Linked DNA regions of Homo sapiens: region 1 is linked to region 2. Evidence: chromatin contacts called from ENCODE Hi-C or POLR2A ChIA-PET data. All regions are on one chromosome and are shown on one strand. The core of a region is the stretch at or near the end of the contact, and the rest is flanking DNA. Distances in the headings are between cores, read along the strand shown.

What was found. A loop is a pair of places that touch in the nucleus more often than their neighbours do. ChIA-PET counts read pairs that join two places held with the same protein, here RNA polymerase II (POLR2A). Pooled maps may share reads with other maps.
Region 1: a map of DLD1 shows a loop between it and region 2 (3-fold over the local background). The contact joins two enhancer-like sites. A Hi-C loop is called at or near these places in 3 of 168 maps with a recorded cell type or tissue (DLD1, HepG2 and endothelial cell of umbilical vein), 6 of 37 single-sample maps with no recorded cell type and 4 of 50 pooled maps. POLR2A ChIA-PET finds 5 or more read pairs at or near these places in 5 of 52 experiments (A549, HepG2, OCI-LY7 and 2 more).

The regions. Positions count from the first base shown.
Region 1 is chr20:17,905,898-17,913,476 of GRCh38, forward strand. No RefSeq gene overlaps it. Among named protein-coding and RNA genes, the nearest start is that of SNORD17, 53 kb to the right of the region's middle. RefSeq lists a silencer at 1,163-1,324. Within about 2 kb of position 5,079, at least 7 of the 41 ENCODE cell types and tissues checked have a DNase peak (open chromatin) inside an H3K27ac peak, as active enhancers do.
Region 2 is chr20:17,770,215-17,777,053 of GRCh38, forward strand. No RefSeq gene overlaps it. Among named protein-coding and RNA genes, the nearest start is that of BANF2, 74 kb to the left of the region's middle. Within about 2 kb of position 1,591, at least 3 of the 41 ENCODE cell types and tissues checked have a DNase peak (open chromatin) inside an H3K27ac peak, as active enhancers do.

The DNA.
Region 1 (7,579 bases), core at 3,829-6,328, 140 kb after region 2:
GAATGAGCAGAGATGCACAGGCAGAGGTCAGAATGAAGTCCTCTGGGGGTCAAAGAAGTAAGAAGCTTGGTGGCCACAGACAGCAGAGAGTTAAAAGAGCCAAGGGGGCCAGCCAGTAAGATTAATGCCTGGAGAGGGCTGTAGGATGGGGCCCGAGTGGAGAAGTGACTCCTGAGAGGCCAGTTCTGAAGGTGGGTTGAGGGGTGATAACTTGGGCTGAGGGAGCAGAGAAGGAGCCTTCGGCAGCTTTGTCAGGGAGCCTGGGGAAGGAGAGTGGGCTCCAACAGGAGGCTGCTGGGAGAACCCCAGGGGAAACCCACCTGGTGGCCTCAATCTCCTGACACTGTCTTTCACGTCTTCATTCCTACACAGGGATAGATATTGCTATTTGACCACTGCCCCTGCACAAGGTGTGCCAAAAGTCCCCAAGCCCCTTTCCCATAAGAAGTTTACTGTATGTTTGCACTGAGGAAAGCTAAATAAGCTAGGTGAATTCCCCACCCCAAATTCCTAGGGATGCCGCTGGCTTGCCCCACCAAATCGGTCTCTCCTATCTGCCTGTATTGCTGGTGGGAATGTACTTTGGTTTGACTTCCATAGGAGCTGGTTTGGCAAAAACTATCAAAACTACAAATGCACACTGGAGGTACAAATACAACAGGAGGTATTTATGCTACGATAAACTTGCACACGGATGAAACCATGTATGTACTTGGTTATTTGTTGCCTCATTGTGATGCTGTTTGATCAAAACAGACCCAAATGCCCCTCAAGAAGGCCATTAGATAAATACTAATATGTTTTGTTTTGTTTTGTTTTGTTGAGATGGGGTTTCACTCTTGTTGCCCAGGCTGAAGTGCAATGGCATGATCTTGGCTCACTGCAACCTCTGCCTCCTAGATTCAAGTGATTCTCCTGCCTCAGCCTCTCGAGTAGTTGGGATTACAGGTGCCCATCACAACACCCAGCTACTTTTTGTATTTTTAATAGAGACAGGGTTTCGCCATGTTGGCCAGGCTGGTCTTGAACTCCTCACCTCAGGTGATCCACCCACCTCGGCCTCCCAAAGTGCTGAAATTACAGGCATGAGCCACCTCACATGGCCGTATTTTTTTTTTTTTTTTGAGACAGAGTCTTGTTCTGTCGCCCAAGTTGAAGTGCAGTGGCGCAATCTTGGCCCACTGTGACCTCCGCCTCCCAGGTTCAAGCAATTCTCGTGTCTCAGCCTCCCAAGTAGCTGGGATTACAGACGTGCACCACTATGCCCAGCTAATTTTTGTGTTTTTAGTACAGACGGGGCTTCACCATGTTGGCCAGGCTGGTCTCGAACTCCCAACCTCAGGTGATCAGCCTCAGCATCCCAAAGTGCTGGGATTACAGGCGTCAGCCACCATGCCCAGCCTTAATATGTATTAAGTATGTATATTCATCTTAGTCCATTTGTGTTGCTATAAGAAAATACCTTAAACTGGGTATTTTGAAATTTATTTATTTATTTATAGACAGGGTCTCACTGCTACCTTCATCTTCCAGGCTCAGGCTATCCTCCCACCTCAGCCTCCCGAGTAGCTGGGACCACAGGCGAACACCACCACATCCAGCTGATTTTTTGTGTTTTTGGTAGAGAGGGTTTCACCATGTTGCCCAGGTTGGTCTCAAGCTGCTGAGCTCAGGTGATCTGCCTGCCTTGGCCTCCCAAAGTGCTGGGGTTACAGGCATGAGCCACCAGGCCCAGCCTTGAAACTTATTGTATTTATTACAGCTCTGTTGACTGGAAAGTCCAAGATCCATCATTGCTGCCTGGTGAGGGATGCTCTCTGCTTCCAAGATGGCACCTTGCCGCTGTGTGCTCACATGGTAGAAAGTGGAAGGACAAGAGACTGCTCCCTTCAACCTCCAGCCCTTTCATAAGGCTGCTAATCCCAGTCATAAGAGCAGAGCTCTCATGACTTAATCACCTCCCAAAGGCTATACCTCTTAATACTGGTACATTGGGGATTTCATTTCAACAGGAATTTTGGAGGGGATTGCATATTTATTGTACTTTATTCATAATTTAATATCTATTTTAAAAATTATAGCCACATGCATGCAATGGATACTATTCAGGCACAAAAAACAGGATTCTCTCTATATACAGACATCGAAAGTCTTCCGAGTTATATTATCAAGTGAAAAGAAAAGCAAGACACATAACAGTTATATAGTACAAAATCTTTTTCCTTTTTTTTTTGAGACAGAGTCTTGCTCTGTCACCCAGGCTGGAGTACAGCGACACAATCTTGGCTCACTGCAATCTCCGCCTCCCAGGTTTAAGAGATTTTCGTGCCTTAGCCTCCCAGGCAGCTGGGACTACAGGCATGCACCACCACACCCGGCTAATTTTTGTATTTTTAGTAGAGACAGGGTTTTGCCATGTTGGCCAGGCTGGTCTCAAACTCCTGACCTCAAGTCATCCTCCCACCTTGGCCTCCCAAAGTGCTGGGATTACAGGTGTGAGCCACTGCACTCAGCCTACAGTACAAAATCATTTGTGGGGTTTTTTTTTAAAGGTATGTGTATGGAAGCTGGGTGTGGGAGGCTTACACCTCCCAGCACTTTGGGAGGCTGAGGCAGGAGGATTGCTTGAGCTCAGGAGTTTGAGACCAGCCTGGCCAACATGGTGAAATTCCATCTCTACGAAAAATGCAAAAATAAGTCGGGTGTGGTGGTGTGTGCCTGCAGTCCCCGCTACTCAGGAGGCCAAGGTGTGAAGGTCGCTTGAGCCCAGGAGGCTGAGGCTGCAGTGAGCTGTCATTGTGCCACTGCGTTCCAGCACAGGCGACAGAGCAATATCTTCTCTCAAAATTTTAAAAAAGGTGTATGGGGTAGGGTGTAAAAGAATATATTTGCTCTGTCACCCAGGCTGGAGTACAGCGACACAATCTTGGCTCACTGCAATCTCTGCCTCCCAGGTTTAAGTGATTTTCGTGCTTCAGCCTCCCAAGCAGCTGGGACTACAGGCACGCACCACCACACCTGGCTAATTTTTGTATTTAAAATACACCTCCCCCATAAAGTCTTTGCAGGTGTTGGGGAGTGAACCCAGGAGGTGGAGCTTGCAGTGAGCCAAGATCACGCCACTGCACTCCAGCCTGGGTGACAGAGCGAGACTCTGTCTCAAAATAAATAAATAAATAAATAAATAATTTAAAAAAAAACTTTACTCTTGGGTTCAATACTGGGGGATTGCAAATTAAACTGAAAAAAAGACAGATTAGCAAGAAAAAAGAGTTTAATTACCCGGGGAATGCACAGACACATAGAAGTGCTCAATGACGGAGTGGTTAGAACTGGGGGCTTATATGCCTTAGAAGGAGAATAGGAGGGCTACCATGGGAAGAACAAATAGATTTACAAATGGGTTTTTAGGAGAAGAAACAGGGTATTTTAGAAGTTTGTGATGAGGTTTATTTATGCAGGTGCAAATAGTCTCTGTGTCTTCCTCATGGCCATGAAACTCCCCTGAATAGAAGATTTGTGGTAGGTTTATTCTTGGTCCCTCTCCTGGAAGTGGAAGCTGCCCCAAAGACAGAATGTATGGCAGTCTTCAGTTCCAAGTGGGCCGCACACAAGGATACACAAGAAACTGATAATAGTGGTTACACATTTGAAGGGCAGGGGATAGAGGTGAATGAAAACCAAGAAGTTGTGAACAGGGACTTGGGAAGACGTTTTTAGAAATTTTTTCATCTTTATTTTTTAAATTTTAGAAAGATATGAATATATTGCCCATTCAGAAACAAACAAACAAACAAAAAACCCTAGGTTCTAAGAGTGATTGTAATTCATTTAAGGAGTGGTTTCCCCCTATTTAGGAAAAGATGGATCGTGCCTCATTAGCAAGGCCTAGTGGGATTCAGCCCTGAGGGAGGTGCAGGAGATTTTATCATCATCTTTGTCAGCATCACTGCACTTTCTACAGAGAAGGTTACAGAACAGGGTCAGGTCGTCGCCCTTTCTACTTTGCTTAGAGGGACGCTTACAGCCTGTGTCAGCTGTCAGTCCCAAGACCTCTGTCTCCCCAGTCTCCTCCAGCCTCCAGAAAAACAAAGGCAGCTGTGGAGGGTAGAGGATGGGCTAGGGGTGGGACCCAAGACTCACTGGACAATGGAAACCTTTCCCCTTCAAGCAGATGTCAGGATTATTATTTGCACTTTGCATGTGGAAAAGAAGGACTGTAACACGCTGACAAATGCCTGCATCTTGTTCTAAAATTCCTGACTTGTTGCCAATAAAAGAATCAAAGTGCTTTCTAGCTCAGAGAAAAAGCTGCTGCTAATTTGAAGAAGATTCCAGAATAGAAATTCAGGTCAACCAAAGGTTTTTCAGACAGAGTTGATGAGCAGGTCTTACATGGCCTGAAATTCAAAGATACAAACCAGAGAAAGAAGAGATCAAAGCTCTTGTCCTGGGGACACATTAAAAACTAGATCTGGACACATCTCAGTTCTGGAGCCAAGCAATTCCTCCCTCAGGGTGTCGAAACTAGTCTTCTCCTCAGCCTAGAGCCCTCCTCTCTAAACCTGCTTATTCTGGCCCTGTCTTCTCATCTTGGTCTCATCTTGGTCTCTTTGAGGTAGAAAATCAGCAGGACTTATTTTCTGAGCACCTGTAAGGCCCCTGCTGATCAAAACTAGGATGCAGGGCCGGGCATGGTGGCTCTCATCTGCAATCCCAGCACTTTGGGAGGCCAAGGCGGGCGGATCGCTTGAGGTCAGGAGTTCGAGACCAGCCTGGCCAACATAGTGAAACCCCGTCTCTACTAAAACTACAAAAATTAGCCGGGTGCATTACGCGTGCCTGTAATCCCAGCTACTCAGGAGGCTGAGGCTGGAGAATTGCTTGAACCCGGGAGGCGGAGGTTGCAGTGAGCCAAGATCGTGCCACTGCACTCCAGCCTGAGTGACAGAGAGAGACTCCGTCATACACACACACACTCACACACACAAAAACAGGATGCAGTAAAGAAGCCAGCTGAAACCAGTACATGGCCACCAAAGTGACCTCTGGCTGCCCTCATTTTTCATTACTAAATAGACTCCCACCGGTGCCGTGACAGTTTACAAATACCATGGCAATGTACCGTGGCAATGACCCAGAAGTTACCTTATATGGTTCCAGGAACTCTCCACCCTTTTTCTAGAAAATTCTGAATGACTCACCCCTTCATTCGCATATAATTAACAGTGGGTATAAATAGAACTCCAGCAATCCAAGCGGTAGCTCCTGCTCTGATTCCTCCTCCACATTGCTACTGCTGCCTCACACTGCCACTGTTGCTCAGGACTGCTCTGTGGAGCAGCCAGTTTGCTGTACACTGCTCCTCTGGGCTACTCTGGGCTACTCTGTCTATGGGACAGCTCTGCCCTGTCTGCGGAGCCACCATTTTGCTATACACTATTGCTCTAATAAACTTGCTTTCTTTCACTGTCAACTCACTCTTGAATTCTTTCTTGAGCAAAGCCAATAACCCTCCCAGGCTAAGCCCCAATTTTGGGGTTCATCTACATCAGGCTCAGAGAGACCTTCTCCGATCATCCAAAATATACAGTCCATCCAATGTATCTAACATATTTCCTATTTTATTCTCTTCATAGCACTGACCACAAATGAATTCTTACTTATTTGCTTATCATCCTTCTCTTCCAGCTAGAATGTGCTCTCATGGTACAGTCGTACTGTTTTGTCTCCCTATGTCCCCAGTGTTTAGAACAGTTACTTAGTACACAGCAGGTGCTCAATCAATATAGGCTCAGTTAATGAAAAAATGATTAAAAGTTAAACTTGAGATGTCTGTGAAATATCCAAGGAGTGGTGTCAAGAAGAGAGTTGTCAAGTAGTCAAGTGTGGGAAAGATCCAACCTAGAGGTACATATTTGGGTATTACTGGAACAAACTCAGTTTTTTTAAAATTGATAAAAATTGATGACAACAGCAAAGGAGAATTTAAAGAAGGAAGAGCCTGAGCTCCAAGGAGCCCAAAATTTACAGGTTGGGTGGAGAAAAGGGAACAAGCAAAGAAGAGTGAAAGAGATCAGTGAGGTAGAAGGAAATCCAAGAGATAAGTTATCCCAGAGGCTAAGAGACAAGACTGTTTCAAGGATGAGGAAGCAGCCACCTATGTGGAACACCACCATTGGAATTGCCAGCATGGAGATTGTCTGGGCCCTGATAAGAGCAATTTCAAGGCAGCGGTGAGGGCAGAAACCACTGGTGGATGGGAGGTGAGGCAGTGGGAGCACTGAGTGTCAATGACTTCAGAAGTTTAACTGAGAAGACCAGCGGATAAATTGGATGTAGCTATAGGCAGATATAGCTCAAAGAAAAATTCTTAGCCAGGCGCAGTGGCTCACACCTGTAATCCTAACACTTTGGAAGGCCGAGGGGAGCAGATCACCTGAGGTCAGGAGTTTGAGACCATCCTGGCCAACGTGGTGAAACCCTGTCTCTACTAAAAATACAAAATTGCTTGAACCTGGGAGGCGGAGCTTGCAGTAAGCTGAGATCGTGCCACTGCACTCCAGCCCGGGTGACAGAACAAGACTCCGTCTTAAAACAAAAAAAAAAAAGGAAAAATAAAAGAAAGGTTCTTTTTCTGCTCAACTTTTTATTTTTATTTTTATTTTTTTTAAATTGGAAGAATTATATTACCAGATTTTAATACTTATTACAAAGCTATAGTCATCTTGACTTATGTGGTATTGGCAAAAGGAGAGATGTACAGATCAATGGGAGAAAATAAAAAGTCTAGAAATAGACCCATACCAATATGGCTAATTCCTAAAAATGAAAAACCTACAGAAAAGTTGAAAGGATAGAACAATGAACACTTCTGTACCCTTCACTTTAATCATTTGTCAACCCTTTGTCACATTTAATTCCCATGCACATACCCGCATGTATTCACTTTGGGGTAAATCACTGGAAATAAAGTTGCAGACCCCCCTGTATATCAGCATGCTTTTCCTAAGAACGAGCTCATTCTCCCACATGACCTCATGATATATCCCACTCAAAGAAATTTAGCATCAAAGTTATCTAATAAAGAGACCATATTCACATTTCCCCAAATGTTTAAAAATGTCCTTTGTAGCTTTTTCTCTGGTCCAGCATCCGATCAAGAGTCATGCATTCCATTTGGTTGCCACATCTCTGTAGTCTCCTTTAATCAGAAACAGTCCCCTGTATTTTTCTGTCTTTCATGCCACTGACATTGGAGAGTTTGGGCTGGTTGTCACGTAGCATGTCCCACATTCTGGATTGTCCTGATTTTTTTGTCATGATTGGATTCAGGTTAAACATTCTTGGCAAGAATATCACAGAGATGATATGAACTCTTAAGGGTGAATCTCTGTTAAAGGTGGACAACACTCAGCCTACTTAAATGCTGACAAAAAGGATCCAGTAGATGGGTGATAGAAATTGGAAGGAAATTTGGACGGGGAAGGAAATTAGAAAGATGAATGAAGTAATGAAGTTTTGAGTTGGCAAGAGAGGTGGAGTCAGAGCACAGGCAAAGGGGTTTGCCCTGACAGGG
Region 2 (6,839 bases), core at 341-2,840:
AATTCTTATCAATCCATGACCAATCTTTCCGTATCTATACTTGACCCACTTTTCACCTCCTATATTACCTTGAAACAAATCCCAAACATCATTTCATCTGTAAAGATTTCACTAAAAAGCAATAATATTTTAATCTGGAAAACTCATATAAACTGAGGTATTTTGCAACTTTTCAGTATAATAAAAAAAGAAAAAAGTAAGCTGAGGTATAATCAACTGAGGAGGAGTAAATTGTCAGCTCTCTCTGACTTCATGGAATTTTTATTTTTATTTTTGAGACAGAGTCTCACTCTGTCACCTAGGCTGGAATGCAGTGGCGTGATTTCTGCTCACTCCAACCTCTGCCTCCTGGTTTCAAGCAACTCTTATGCCTCAGTCTCCCGAGTAGCTGGGATTACAAGCGTGCACCACCACACCTAGTTAATTTTTTTGTATCTTTAGTAGATAAGAGACTTTGACATGTTGGCTAGGCTAGTCTCGAACTCCTGGCCTCAAGCGATCTGCCTGCCTTGGCCAAGGCAGGAGGATTGCTTGATTGAGTCCAGGAATTAGAGACCAGCCTGGGCAACATACGGAGACCCCATCTCAAAAAAAAATTTAAAAATTAGCTGGGTGTGGTGGTGTATGCCTGTGGTCCCAGCTACTTAGGAGGCTGAGGCAGGAGGATCGCTTGGGCCCAGGAAGTTGAGGCTGCGGTGAGCCATGACCACACCACTGCACTCCAGCCTGGGCAACAGAGTGAGACCTTGTCTCAAAATAAAGAAAAAAAAAGGAAAAGAAAATTGGGGATCATTTGCCAACATTTAGCAATTGGGAGATTTTTCTATAAAAATCCTATGGAGGCCAACCCAACAGCTTCTCTCCCCAGCTTTAAGCAGGGCTGATTGGAGACTCAACCCCCTACTCCCTCCCAAGACACCTCTGGCCAATGAGGAATGGATGTTGGTGGGATAAATACTCCAGCTTCCTTGCCCCTCAGGTGGGCTGCTGTGAAGCATGTCCCTGCCATCTCCCAAGGCCCCTACAGTGTTGAGTTCTGCTTGTCCACGGTGCTAACTACCCATCAATACTCTGAACAGGTTTGTCTCCCTTCCCCGCTCCCCAGGGGGGCTTCCAGAAATGCGTTTCCAAACAATCTTCTGAACTCCATCTTTCTCTACTTCTGGGAGAATTCAACCCAAGATCTGGTCCACCAGCTCTCAGCCCAAGTCCTCCCAGTTACCAGCTCTACCCCCGGCGGGGCATGTTCATCCGGAGTGCTGCTGTGACCCAGTCATTGTGCAAGGGCGCCGTGCTGCAAAGATCAAAGAAGCCTCTGCATTCTGGAAAATATTGGGTCAAATAGCATGTCATTTTAGAAAAGCTCTCAAGTATGGCATTTCCTGAGCACTGCAATTACAGCCTCTTTCTATGTTGGCTTTAAATGCCCGTGTAAGCAGCTATTTACTCTCTGGCTCGGGGCACCACTAAAGGGCTCTTGCTCGCTCTAAATATATCATGACAAACTCATAACCCTCAGGCTGCCCGAATGTACATTTGTGAGAGTCGGCCACCGTGCTTGTGGTTGAGTGCGTCCACATACAACCGTGCCCTGAGTGCAGTTCAAAGCTAAGCAGAGCCTCTTCCCTACTTTCCCCTTCGCCGCTCCCCTCCCCAGGAGAAGCCATGAGGAATTTCTCTGAAGAGAAAAAAGCGACAGGACTTTGAGATTCACTGTTAGACTGGCTCCAAGGGCAGGAGCTTCCTAGAGTTTAACAATAGGCCTGGCACTTAAAATATGTGCCAATAAATATTTGTCAAATTCTGAACCACGTTGGTGGCTTGCTTTCCCTCCCTCCCTTCCTCCTCCCTTTTCTTTCTTTTTTTTTCTTTCCCTTCCTTCCTTCTTTTTCTCTTTCTTCCTTCCTGTCTTTCTTCCCTTCTCTTTGCCTTCCCTCCTTCCTTCCTTTCTTTCCCTCCTTTCAAAAGTATACACATGTCATTGCTTGTAATAGACAAAAAACTGGATTCAACCTTCGTGCCGATGGACAATAGCAGGTTAAGTCCTGTACATCCACCTAATGGAATATTCTGTGGCCTTTTCAAAGAGAGCTCTTTATGCTCTGAGGTGGAGGTGCCTCCCAGACATATTGTTAAGTGAAAGAAGTCACATGCTGAAGAGCATGTATGGTGTGTTATCACCTGTGAAAAAAGAAAAAAATGCTTATAAATGCATGAAATACCTCAGGAAAGCTAAAAAAGAAACTAACAAAGGTTGCTTCTGGAGAGGAGAAGTGGAATGTAGGGGTTCGAGGTGAGAAAGAAACCTCACTTTGTGTATTTTATTGATTGTATGTATGTATTTTTCAAATGCAATATCAATAAAAAGAAAGATAAAAGAGCCTGCTTTCCAGTCTGAATGCACTCCCTGGGGTGTGCATTTTCACAGTGGGTTTTGGAATCCTGTGTGCGCCCCCAGCAAAGTGCCTGCCTCAGAATACATAACAGATAGGTCCGTCTTGAGGGAAGCAGGTGGAGTTCTCACCAGTGGTTCCCATCTACCAAAGTCAGGCTGGCAACTTGACCTTCTTTAGGCAGAAACATCACAAATTAGAAGAAAGCATTCTCACAAGAGCACAGTGGACACACTTCATTCACTCTGGACGCATCTGCTGAGCACCGACTGTTTGCCGCACAGTGTTCCAGGCTCTGGGGTATGGCAGAGCAAGACGGATAATAACCCTGCCCTTCCTGCCTTCTAGCTTGCCTTCTAGCTGGAGGAGGAGGGGGCAATCAACAAGTTAAGTAAATAGATGGAGGCCGGGCACGGTGGCTCACGCCTGTAATCCCAGCACTTTGGGAGGCCAAGGCAGGTGGATGTCTTGAGCCCAGGAGTTCAAGACCGGCCTGGGCAACATGGCAAAACCCCATCTCTACAAAAAATACAAAACATAGCTGGGCGTGATGGTGGGCACCTGTAGTCCTAGCCACTCAGGAGGCTGAGGTGGGAGGATCACCTGAGCCTGGGAGGTCCAGGCTGCAGTGAGCCATGATCATGCCACTGCATGCCAGCCTGGGTGACAGAGTGAGACCCTGTCTCAAGTAAATAAATAAATAAGTAGATGGAGTATGTTAAATCTAGGTAAGGGCTCAGGAGGGGAAACAGCAGGAAAAGTGAATACGAAGTGCTGGGGGTGGGGGCAAGGCTGTGACTTCAAGGTGGTCAGCGGAATCCTCACAGAGAAGGTCAAGGCCTGAGGAGGGGAGGCAGTGGCTCTGGAGATATCTGGGGGAGGAGCTGGAAGGACCAGCAAGTGTAGGGACGAAGCTCCTCCACCGTTTGTAGATGGGTCTGGGTGCCCAGGAGCTCCTGGGAACTCCTCTGAGGCCTGGTTTTGTATGAACTTAGTTTCTCTGAACTTGGATCAGTCAGCCCCATGCTCGGAATCAGGTGGAGCCAAATGCAAAAAGGGACCCAGGGCTGCATGGCTCATGCCGAGAATGATGCCCTGCCGGCTCAACCTCCACTGCAGGCTCAGGTTTGGAGGAAATAGGCCCCAGAGACTAAAACAATAATACATGTTCCAAGAATACTTCAAAAATATTCCTCCTCACAGGCTTTCCCAGTGTGGGTTCTCCAGCCCACAAAACGCTGTGCCGAGAGAAAGTGGCTTCTAGGGGGCCTCTTGGAGACTGACCGAGGCTCCAACAAGTCCTGAGTAAGAAAACCTAACTCACTTTGTTCAGTTGGGTGTCTCCCAAACTTCCCTGATGGAAGAAGCTTTTTTTTTAAGTTACTGCTATTAATATTCTTGGACACAAATGTCCATGGACTCCTCTGAGTGACATTGAATTAGGAGGTTTCGGTGGATTCATCCCTGGAGAAATCATTTTATGAATCAAATACAGAAGTCTTTGCTTTCTGTTATTTTCCCTGTAAGAGTCTCTTTCAAGACTGTTACCCAAAAAAGAAAAAAGGAAAAACCAAAAAGAAGGTAAGCCTTAAAAATAACAAGAGCGTGCTATTTCCAGTTCAGTGGAATGCCTGTGTCCACTTACGAACAGCGAGTGGGCACCTCGGCTGTGGACAGACCCTGTGCCCGGTAAGTGGGCAACTGTCCAACTGTGCGACCACATTCAGCGTAAGGATGGCCTATCCCCCACTGCCCCTAAACCTTCCCTATTGCCTAAGAATGGGGGAAGGTGAAAGAGAACTTCCTAGAAATGAAGCCTGGAAATTCTCTTCCTAGGTATATGTCTACCAGAAACCAGTGCTTGTGCTGCATAGAAGCTTCCTAAGACATGTACGAGAATACACATAGGAGCACTGCTCATCATGCCCCCAAACAGGAAACAACCCAAATATCCATCAGCAGGAGGAGATATAAATTATGTGTGTGTGTTCATACAATGGAACACAACACAATGAGAAAAAGTATAAACTACCGCCACACACAGCAGCATGGAGGAACCTCTGGAAGCTTGCTGTGGGATTCCTTTGTTTGAAGGTCAAGGACAGGCAAGACTGCCCCATGATGACAAAGGTCAGAACAATGGCTAGTTTAGGGGGCAGTGCGAGAGACCCTGCTGGAAGCTGAAAATACGCAGAAAACCAGCAAGCTGCCCGCTTATAATTCATGCCCTTTACTCTAAGTTATATGCCAATAAAGAAGTCAACAAGTTGAGAAGTGAAAACATAAAAGTACACTTTGGGAGGCCGAGGCAGCCGGATCACGAAGTCAAGAGATTGAGTCCATCCTGGCCAATAAGGTGAAACCCCGTATCTACTAGAAATACAAAAATTAGCTGGGCGTGGTGGTGTGCGCCTGTAATCCCAGCTACTCAGGAGGCTGAGGCAGGAGAATCGCTTGAACCCGGGAGGCAGAGGTTGCAGTGAGCCAAGATCACGCCACTGCACTCCAGCCTGACGACAGAGCGAGACTCTGTCTCAAAAAAAAAAAAAAAAAAAGATAAAAGTAAAGGCTGGAAAAGGGGAAGAGGTAGCCCAGAGCTGCCTGCTTTTCTCGCCCTATTAGGGATCCCCTAAATGCCATCGAGAGGCAAAGGTCGTTTTTTCTCCATCCTCTGCTACCATCCCCAATCCAAGCCACCATCACCTCCAGCCCCTGCTGGGTCTCCCCACTACACCTGTTGCACCCATCCCCCCAACCTTAGTGTCTACACGGCCATTAGAGAGATCTTTCCAACACACGAATCTGGGGACGCCACTCGCGTGATGGATTCTTCAACTTCTTACCTTTGTCCTCAGGCTAAAAATCTCAATGCCTCAATAGGGTTTACAGGACCTCTCCAGAGCTGACTGCAGCCTCCTCTGTCACCACCCTTCCTCTTTTCCACACCTCACTCTCCCCTATAGAATCCACTTCAGGTCCCTAAATAGGTCACGTGGGATCTCTCTCACCTTTGCATAGATCATTTCCCCTACCAGGAACAGTACTCTTCCCAACACACCAGCCAACTCCTGCAGCTGCCCATCACTTCTCCCAGCTCACCCTTCACCTCTCAGCTGCAACATCTCTTCCTCCGAGAAGCCTTCCCTGCTTCCACCTGGGTGCTCCTCTAGCACCCTCCTCAGAGCATCCATGGTGCTGTTGTGCAATCACCTGTGCAAGTATCTTCATCTCCTGCCATATCTAGCCCCAAGAGGGCAGGGGCTGCCTGTCTTGCCTACCATCAGAGCCCCAGCCACTAGCACTCGGTCCAACACGAGGATATGCCCAACATGCGGTCAATGGATGGGTGTGTAGCGCTCCTTGGAAGGTGGCTATGGCAGGTGTGGCAGACTCCATCTATTGGGGTCTGCCTCTTTTTACATAAAAGCTTTCTCTGAAGCCTCAGAAGGCTGCCCTGCCCATGCCCAGGGCACAATGGAAGGGCTGGGGAATCAACCTCTGTCCCCCACAACCCTCAGCCCATGGCTGATGGGAGTTCGTGTATAAACACCTCAGCTCACTCTCCTTGGGGGTAATTCTGAGGGAGGGCTCCACTGCTTCCCTGAGTTTCCCTTGCAGTTGAGCTCCACTTGACCACAGTGGTAACCTGTGTGGGGGCCACAACCCTGGGCCCCCTAAAAGCTTGCTGAAAAATTTTTTGCTGAAAAATCACTGACATGAGGCAGATTAATTAATAATAGAACAGGGGCCAGGCGCTGTGGCTCATGCCTGTAATCCCAACACTTTGGGAGGGTAAGGTGGTCTGATCACTCGAGGCCAGGAGTTTGAGACCAGCCTGGCCAACATGGCGGAACCCTGTTTCTACAAAAAATACAAAAAAATTAGCCAGGCGTGGTGGCGTGTGCCTGAAATCCCAGCTACTCAGGAGAGGATCACTTGAACCCGGGTGGCAGAGGCTGCAGTGAGCTGAGATCACACCACTGCACTTCAGCCTGGGCAACAGTGTGAGACTCTGTCTCAAAAAAGAAAAAAAAGAAAAAGAAAAAAAAGACAAAATTATTTTACAGATACACACGAGAGCCTTCAGAAGGAGATCCCAGCCCCATGGTGGCTCAGAGGCTTATATACTATCCTGCCAAAGTGGGAGGGGCAATGAGAAATGCTTCTGAAGGGATTTCTAGGGAGAATGAACAAGTCTTAGAGGGAGGGGAAGGAAAAAACAATTGTTCTCATTGGTGGGTCTGGGTCTTAGGCAGATAAAGGGACTTCAGCTTCTTTGAGAGAGACAGTGGGGGCAGGGGAAAGGTCAGAGAGACCTTGAAGCTTCTTCATGTTGTTTTAAATGTTCAATTTCCTTAAAATTTTAAACATTATTTCCAACATTCAGTTGAGCATGTCAAAATGCCATATTTTGGGGTATTGGTTTCTGAGCCCCAACACCTACTT